Regions from separate parts of the Homo sapiens genome. Here region 1 is linked to region 2. A link is an interaction called in ENCODE POLR2A ChIA-PET data of the cell type or tissue named here. Cell type or tissue: PC-3. All regions are shown on one strand. Each heading gives the region's core, and the rest is flanking DNA. Links, peaks and the distances in the headings are about the cores only. Region 1 overlaps DLG1 (discs large MAGUK scaffold protein 1). Region 2 overlaps LOC105374308 (a long non-coding RNA gene).

Region 1 (4,396 bases), core at 154-4,153, 160 kb after region 2:
CTTTCTAAGATTTTTTCCTCACCTTGAAGTTTCCTTACATGCATGTACTGATCAAAACTAATCTGAAGACTCGAGGGGAACTCTGCAGATCTCTGGAGCTTTTTCTGTCCCGCTCTCTCCTTTCTGGTACTCTTACCTGTGAGTTTTAGCTCTGTTTATTCTCAACGCTTTCTCCTCAACTTAAGGCTGCTGGGTTTCGTTGAGTTTCCCCCTTCTGCTACAGCCAGGAAACTTTTTCTGGGCATTTACAGGACTCACCTCATTAGTTTCTCTTCTCACAGGGTCCAGTGTCTGAAAGTCAGTCTTTTTTTTTATTCCATTATGGTTGGCAGCAATTGCTTGTTTATGGAAAGCCATTGGTATTCTAAAATACTGTTAATTATCTTATGTGCCTATTAGGTGAAGTGTTGCCATCCCAAAAGGCTTATATTTCAAGTCCTTCTAAAGTAGCTCATATTACAGGGTGATTTCTAAATTACTTTTAACAGCAAATGACCATCTGAAGAGAACACATAGGCTTGAAATGTACCTTACTCAGTGCCAGTTGGGTACTTACAGATACTTACAGAAGATGCAGTTAGTGTAGAATTTAACACAAATTGAATAATCATTCCCTGAGTACAGCCTTAAAACCTGTAAGTATTAGATCTATGCAAGCTTTTTTGAAGGATTATTAGGTATATTAAAAAATAATATAGTAAGGGGTTAGTTACATCATGAAGGTTATAAATACACGCCTACAGTACAGGGGAAAGTGGCTTCCTCTTCTGTGAATGAGCACTACAAGTTGAGTGTTCCTTATCCAAAATACTTGGGACCAGAAGCGTTTTGGATTTTGGATTTATTTGGATTTTGATATTTGCATTATACTTGTTGGTTGAATATCCCTGATCTGAAAATTCAAAATCTGGAACGTGGCTAGGCACAGTGGCTCACCCTTGTAATCCCAGCACTTTGGGAGGCCGAGGCAGGTGGATCGCCTGAGGTCAGGAGTTTGAGACCAGCCTGGCCAACATGTCAAAACCCCGTCTCTACTAAAGATACAAAAATTAGCTGGGCGTGGTGGCAGGCATCTGTAATCCCAGCTACTCGGGAGGCTGAGGCAGGAGAATCATCGCTTGAACCTGGGAGGCAAAGGTTGCAGTAAGTTGAGATTGTGCCATTGGACTCCAGCCTGGGTAACAAGAGTGAAACTCCATCTCAAAAAACAAAAGATAACAAAATCTGAAATGCTCCAACGAGTATTGTCTTTGAGTGTTATGCTGGCACTTAAAAGATTTTGGATTTTGGAGCATTTGGATTGTGGATTTTTGGATTAGGGATACCCAATCTGTAGTAGTAATTAGGGATAAATGGTCAAGTGACGTTGTAGTTCAGAAAGGGCCATATCTCAAACAACTTAAACCGTATAAAACTGATGTTTGAGGTCACAGAGATTAGATCATTAAAAAGTGGTTGTGGTTATGATGACCCTAGACATCGGAGATGAATGTGAGGAGTTTAACTAAAATTTGTTCTTTGAAATGTGACTGGAATAATATATTAGACATACTATTTTAATGTGTTGTTAAGTAATTATATGTTAACTGATTAATTTGGATATTTGACTATTTCATCTTATTCTTACAGGTTTGTAATTGAGTTGGCAAACTTCTATTTTTACTGGGAAAATGGAATGTCTAATTTTCAGGATTGTTTCAGGCTGTTTTCAATTTTGTAATCACCTATAGTTTAAATATTAGAAAGGCCACTCATTAATTCAGCAAACATTGTGGTCACCCTGCTATCCCCCAAGATGATGGGGATAAAGTGGTAGGTATTTGAGACATTTCTTTTCTTTTTTTTCTTTTTCTTTTGAGATGGAGTCCCACTTTGTCGCCCAGCCTGGAGTGCAGTGGTGAGATCTCGGCTCACTGCAGTGTCCACCTCCTGTGTTCAAGTGATTCTCCCACCTCAGCCTCCCGAGTAGCTGGGATTACAGGCATGCGCCACCACGCCTGGCTAATTTTTGTATTTGTAGTAGAGATGGGATTTCACCATGTTGGCCAGGCTGGTCTCGAACTCCGGACCTCAAGTGATTCTCCCACCTTGGCCTCCCAAAGTGCTGGGATTACAGGTGTGAGCTACCATGCCCAGCCTCATGAGACATTCTTGAGTCTTGTCCTGTTGGACCTTAGAATCCAACGGATTTAAAAACTGAAACATAGGCATGGTATAAATTCAAGGACTCTTAGGAGTCATTGAGTTTTTTTATTTTACAAAAGAGGAAGTTGAGACCCTCCTCCCACCCCCCCGAAGAAAATGACTGCTTAAGTTACACAGGCTGAATGATATTTCTAACTTGCCGTAGTGATTTTCAGCCTTTTCTATTATGAAGTCTGCCAAACTTAGGGATGCCTGCCCTCTCTGGGCTAGACTACTCTAGATGTGATAAAAATTTCACAAGAGAAACTTCAGAATACTAAGAGAGCAACCAGGTAAAGGGTTTTACATACCTCCTTATTTTTCTTCGCAAAATGCAATGCCTAGTCAGTACTTAGATATCACTTCCATTGTTTTCAGTATTCTGCTTAAAAATGATAAACTTTATTTAGGGAGTTATGAGCCTTGAGCCTTATATGAGCTTTACTCTTTCATGTTGGGAGCAAATGATAATTGCAGGGGTGGGGTGGGGAAAAGGGAGTACTCAACAGAGCATGTAATTTCCAGGCTATATCCTGCATGGGATAAGGGATGTGTTGGCCCATGATGACATTTACATAGCTACATACATATGTATTTAGGTCTGAGAGGAGAAAAACCATTTTTTCCCTCTGCTCTCAACACAGCACACTTCTGTGCTGACTAGATGTGTGAGGAGGTTTTTGGTGAAGCTTTTCCAGTGGACACCTACTGGGTGTCCTATAATTCAATTCTGACACTATCTGCTTGGAGGTAGTAGTAGTCTCTACGTAAATACAGTTCTGGCAGTGTCTACTTGGAGATAGTAGTAGTCTCTGAAGTATAGTGTCAGATCCCACAGGTTGGGGGCTCAGCCCCACAAGACTGCCCCCATTTAGATGGAAATAGTAGATTGTGACCTATGCTTCTGACTGACTAGTTTTAAATTGGGGTTCACACAACCCCTTCCTTGGGTTTGGTTAATTTGCTAGGATGGCTTACAGAACTCAGGGAAATGCGTTTACTAGTTTATTATAAAAGATGTTATAAAGGATACAGATGAACAGCCAGAAAAAGAGATACATAGGGCAAGGTCTGGAAGGGTCCCAAGTGCAGGAGCTTCTATCCTGGTAGAGTTGGAGTCCTCAGCCTTCCCAGCTTGCCTTTGCCAACCCAAAAGCACATCACATGTTGTTAAGAGTTTTTATAGAGCTTGATCTCCAGCCCCCAACCCCTGCCCCTTTCCTGGAGGTTGGTGGGTGGAGCTGAAAGTTCCAGCCCTCTAACCCTCTAATCCTCTAATCCCGTGGTCTTTCTGGTGATGAGCCTCATCCTGAGGCTTTCTAGGGGTCTCACTTTAAGTTACCTCATTAGCATTAGCTGTGATCCAAAGGGCTTGTCATGAACAAAAGAAGACCTTCCCATTACTTAGGAATTTCCAAGAGTTTTAGGCACTCTGACAGAAACAAAGACCGAATATATTTCATATTATACCACAATAGATCTATAGCTGTAGCTGGCATTTACTGAGCACTGTTGCACTATTTATTGCCACTATTGACCTAACAAGTCAGCATTATTCTAAGTGCCCTGTGTATATTATTTAATCCTCACACAACAGCCCCATTAGATAAAGTAAGGTAAAGTCCCATTGGGCCTGTCTCAAGTATACCCTGTTAGGCTTTAAATAAAAGGCTGTAATTTGATACATACTAATAATAGTAATAACAACATTGATAATGCTTACTATTTGATAGGTTCTACCAAATGGTATCTATGTATTAACTCCTTTTCATAACGCTTAACAGTGAAATGTGGTTTAGTCTGAAAGTTGTTAGTGCAGTCCATGTGTATTTGAAATGTTAGGAGGAGGAATGGGGTATAAGAGGCAAGTAGGAACAGTTCAGTTGTTTGAACTTGAGGTCATTCATAATATCTGTAAACTGTGAGGAAACTTTGTGGACAAAAATTGCAGATAATACTCTTCCTTATTATGCATTAAAAATTTGTTAGAAAATTTCTTGGATTTTAAAGGTTTTTACAGACAGGATCTCACCCTGTTGCCCAGGCTGGAGTGCAGTGCTGCAATTACAGCTCACTGCATCCTCAAACTCCTGGGCTCAAGCCATTGTCCAGTTTCAGCCTCCCAAGTAGCTAGGACTACAGGCGCAGGCCACCACATGTAGCTAACTTCACTATGGCATTTGTATAGGGGAGTGTGGCTGGAAGCTTATGA
Region 2 (4,396 bases), core at 326-4,325:
GAATCTAGCTCAGGCTAGAAACCCAGACAGGATAGAGGCATTGGGTGGGGTGTTTGGTAAATTGCGCCCACTCGGTCACCGTAGGGACTAAGACTTGTTACATTAACAAGGAAATAGGGCAATTAGGCTACGACTTAGGGCAATGCTGCAAGGAAAAAGTGCAGAAGTGCGGACAGCTCTTTGTTTGTTTGTTTGTTTTTTGAGATGGAGTCTCCCTCTGTCGCTCTGTCGCCCAGGCTGGAGTGCAGTGGCTCGATCTCGGCTCACTGCAATCTCCACCTCCTGGGTTCAAGTGATTCTCCTGCCCCATCGTCCCAAGTAGCTGGGATTACAGGCGCGCCACCATGCCTGGCTAATTTTTGTGATGGGGTTTCACTCTTGTCGCCCAAGCTGGAGTGCCATGGCACGATCTTGGCTCACTGCAACCTCCGCCTCCTGGGTTCAAGTGATTCTCCTGCCTCAGCCTCCCGACACCTGCCTAGTTTTTGTATTTTTAGTAGAGACGGGTTTTCGACGTGTTGTCCAGGCTGGTCACAGTCAGCTCTTTGCCTGTATAGATTCACCCCATCCTCCTACTCCCATCTCCGGCCACCTCCATTGCCTCCTGCACTGAAAGAGGACTAGGGCAACAGGGACTCCATCTCCTCCAGCTTCTGACTGGATTCAGCCAATGAAGAGCCTTAGCAAATCAGGGGGAAGGAGAAAAGGGACTCCAGGGTGCTTATTTCCCTGGCTGCATTCCTATGCCCGTGCCCTGGGCTGGTCGTTTTCTTCCTTTAAGTGCCCCCCAGCTCCGCACAGCTGCCTCTCTTTCCTGGTTCTGGGAGCCCATCCCTCCTCGGGTCCTGAGCACAGCTGCCTCTCTTTCCTAGTTCTGGGAGCCCATCCCTCCTCGGGTCCTGAGCACAGCTGCCTCTCTTTCCTGGTTCTGGGAGCCCATCCCTCCTCGGGTCCTAAGCACAGCTGCCTCGCTTTCCTGGTTCTGGGAGCCCATCCCTCCTCGGGTCCCTTAGGACTTAGGGATGGTCATAGGTCTGCCGCCGCCAGCCCTGAGGTTCTGAGCTATTTTTTTCGTTCTCCTACACTCCAACCTTAAGTTTATTATTAGTTAGCTTTTTATAAATAAAACCTCCCTGAGTTACCCTAACTTGACAGTGCCATTTGTCTCCTGTTGGGATCCTGACTGATACAGATATAATTGTATTTCAATATGATTACTGTTTTGTTTTTAAAAATACTGTTGGGAGGGCTGGGCGCTGTGGCTCATGCCTGTAATCCCAGCACTTTGGGAGGCTGAGGCAGGCGGATCACTTGAGGTCAGGAGTTCAAGACCAGCCTGGCCAATATGGCAAAATTCCATCTCTACTAAAATTACAAAAATTAGCTGGGCGTGGTGGCAGGTGCCTGTAATCCCAGCTACTCAGGAGGCGGACACAGGAGAATCACTTGAACCTGGGAGGTGGAGGTTGCAGTGAGCCAAGATTGCGCTATTGCCCTCAAGCCTGGGCAACAGAGTGAGACTCTGTCCAGCCCCCCCAAAAAAATTTAAAAAATACTGTTGGGAGTTCTGCTAAGCTGGGAGAGAGAGCTGAGCTGTCAGGTGTCAGAGTAGCCCATCACAGCAAGAATGAGCCAAAAAAAAAAAAGTAACAGTGCAGCCTTTAATCACTTGCTATAACAGTGTTAATATAAACAGGAGGCTAAAGCCAGAGAAGCCGCTGGCTCTCCTGTTTCATTTTCCCCATGAAACAGTGCACCGTTCAAGGGTCAGGTGGATCCGTGCAGATGTGGCGGACATTGCACTGTTGAGGGAGCCCCCAACCAAAGGCTCCAGCAGTTTTATGGACCCTGGGGTCGGGGTGTGGGGTAGAGTGGAAAAATCCTGGGTGCTGATTCAGAGTGGGGAAGCATGTCTTCAGGGTTCGCCCTCCTCCCCCTGGTAAAGAGGCCTCGGAAGAGGCACCTGAAAAAAAACCTCAGCCGAAGGCCTCAGAGAAAGAGATTTAGGAATGAAGACACTGGGCTAGGAATGCAAATATGTGAAGAGCATAGCATAGCAGGGCTGAGTCCTTAACTCCCCTCAGAGCCTCCTGTGTGCTGGCTGGGCACCAGGTCTGGTGTGGGGAGGGGAGCTTCCCCAGGAGGGCTGCCAGGTCAAGCCTCTGCCATTGCTTGCAGTCAGACCTGAAAAATCACACATAGGTGTTTGACCAGGAGCCAGACTCGTCAAATACATACACCCCACAATGGAGCAGGTGCGCCAGAATGTTATCCGTGGTTTCTCTTGGTCAGGGCCGTCCAACAGACATGTGATGTGAGTCATATATATGATTTTACGGTTTTTAGTAGCTTCTGAAAACAGTAAAAAGGAACAGGTCAAATTAATTTTAATAATATATTTGTTGGCTGGATGGGTGCAGTGACTCACACCTGTAATCCCAGCACTTTGGGAGGCCGAGGACGGGTGAATCATCTGAGGTCAGGAGTTTGAGACCGCGTGACCAACGTGGCGAAACCCTGTCTCTACTAAAGATACAAAAATTAGCTGGGTGTGGTGGCGGATGCCTGTAATCCCAGCTACTCGGGAGTCTGAGGTAGGAGAATTGCTTGAACCTGGGAGGCAGATGTTGCAGTGAGCCAAGATCATGCCACTGGACTCTAAAAAAAAAAAAAAATTATGTATTGTCCAATATATCCAGAATGTTATCATCTCAGGCATGTAATGAGTATTTTTGAAAGTATTAATGAGATATTTTACATTTTTTGAACTAAATCTTCCACTCCGGTGTATATTTTATACTTACAGTGCATCTCCGTTCAGATCAGCCGCATTTCCAATGCTCGGGAGCAGCGCATGCTTACTTGCTACCGTGTCAGAGGCGGCACTGGGCTAGGCGATGGGTGGGCTTATGAATTCTTAAAACATATATTTCCACGTTTTCTACCATAAATGTGCATTTTACATTTTATTTAGAAAATTATAGTCTATAAATATAATCTTATCTAGGTTTTGTTTATTTTCTATTTTATTTTAGTAGAAATTTCCTCTTTAAAATCCGGGCTTTGTCTGCATCTGTGGTGGTCTAAGAATAAAAGGGGCTACTTCCTTTTTGAGAGAGTGAGCCCAGAAAGCATCGACTGGGCAAGGACTACACTCGGCTCAACTTTGGAACCTCAGGAAGAGGTCCTCGTGGTGGCAGACAGAGGGGACTGCACCAGGGTGGACACCTGGGTGGGAACCTGGGCGGGCCGAGGCCTCCTCTCTGCCTGGTGCGGCTTCCTGCATAGGTCTGACCACCACTCAGACCAAAGCCACCCCGCCCCAGAACTGGGGTCTGACCAGACATCTCTCACTGGCCCCCACTTACAAATATGCAACTCTTTCTTAGCAGCTGCATGTCTTCAAGGAATGATGGGACACTATGTTTAAGCTCCAGAAATCGAAGCAGGACTCAAAGAAGCAGGCCAGTTCTGCTCTGCCCCCAAAGGTGAGTGCTTACTCTTTACTGCTGCATTTTGGAACAGTAAAAAAATAATCGTTTACAGCAGAGCATCAGAGAATGCACAGTCCAAGGCTTATAGGAAATACTTGCAGGTTGGTTAGCTGGTTGGCTAGTTGGTTGGTTGGGAAACATCTGCTGTGGGAAGGTAGAAGAGAATTGGCCCTGTGGCTAGAGACAGCTTGGAAATGGAAAGAACCCTGAACTGGGCTCAGGACCAGGTCCCCTGACCTCTCTATGTGACCTTGAGCAATGCACTTCCCTACCTGGGACGTCATGTTCCTCCACAGACAGGGGATTAAATAGGTATCACGAGATAACTTCTGAGACCCATTGCGGTGAAAGCATTTTGTGATTTTTGCCTCTGGAGGAAGTATTGAAAAGTCAGACAGTCCAAAGATGAATTTTAAAATGACTTCCAAGTCTGATTCCTGGGACAGTTGGGGCCAGAAGAGGAGAACAACCTGCATTTACCATTAGGACCAACATGAAGTGGAAAAGAACTGCCCCAGAGCCAGGGACCTGAGTAGGCAGGACTCGATGAGAACCGCCTGGGCAGACAGCATCAGCAGACACAATACTGCTGATTTTTTTTTCCCAATGGAAAAGTCCTTTTTGTCTGAGGCAATGTTTTCCACAGCTCTAGGGGACTGTGGTCATTTCCTAACAAGATTTTTCCTATTTTGTGCAGCTGGGGTCTGGCATTGGAAACACTGAGTGTTTTCAGGCTGAAACTCACTTAGGTCCTCCAGGGCCAAAGGCTGCTGGGTAAATTCAGGGTTTGGTGCAATCTGTGCTATAGTCTCTGCCCCTCAAACCATGGGGCACTGCCCTTTTCTTTAATACTTTGGAATTATAGCATTAGATACATAAAATTACAAAATATCAGAGCTGTA

The links. ChIA-PET counts read pairs that join two places held together with the same protein. Peaks named below come from ENCODE experiments on the same cell type or tissue, not always from the same donor. Only the 100,000 strongest peaks of a DNase experiment are listed, where the experiment ranks them.
Region 1: POLR2A ChIA-PET joins it to region 2 with 5 read pairs; 4 of 35 experiments call an interaction of 5 or more read pairs at or near these places.

Annotation. Positions count from the first base shown.
Region 1 is chr3:197,261,247-197,265,642 of GRCh38, reverse strand. All of the region lies in intron 4 of DLG1 (discs large MAGUK scaffold protein 1), which reads left to right. Among named protein-coding and RNA genes, the nearest start is that of MIR4797, 31 kb to the left of the region's middle. In PC-3, for the core only: no CTCF peak of the experiment used is centred there; no DNase peak of the experiment used is centred there.
Region 2 is chr3:197,420,072-197,424,467 of GRCh38, reverse strand. LOC105374308 (a long non-coding RNA gene) reads left to right here. Exons shown (of 5, transcript NR_189108.1): 4 at 3,390-3,488. Among named protein-coding and RNA genes, the nearest start is that of LINC02012, 87 kb to the left of the region's middle. In PC-3, for the core only: no CTCF peak of the experiment used is centred there; a DNase peak (open chromatin) is centred at 2,367; H3K27ac peaks cover 1,436 bases.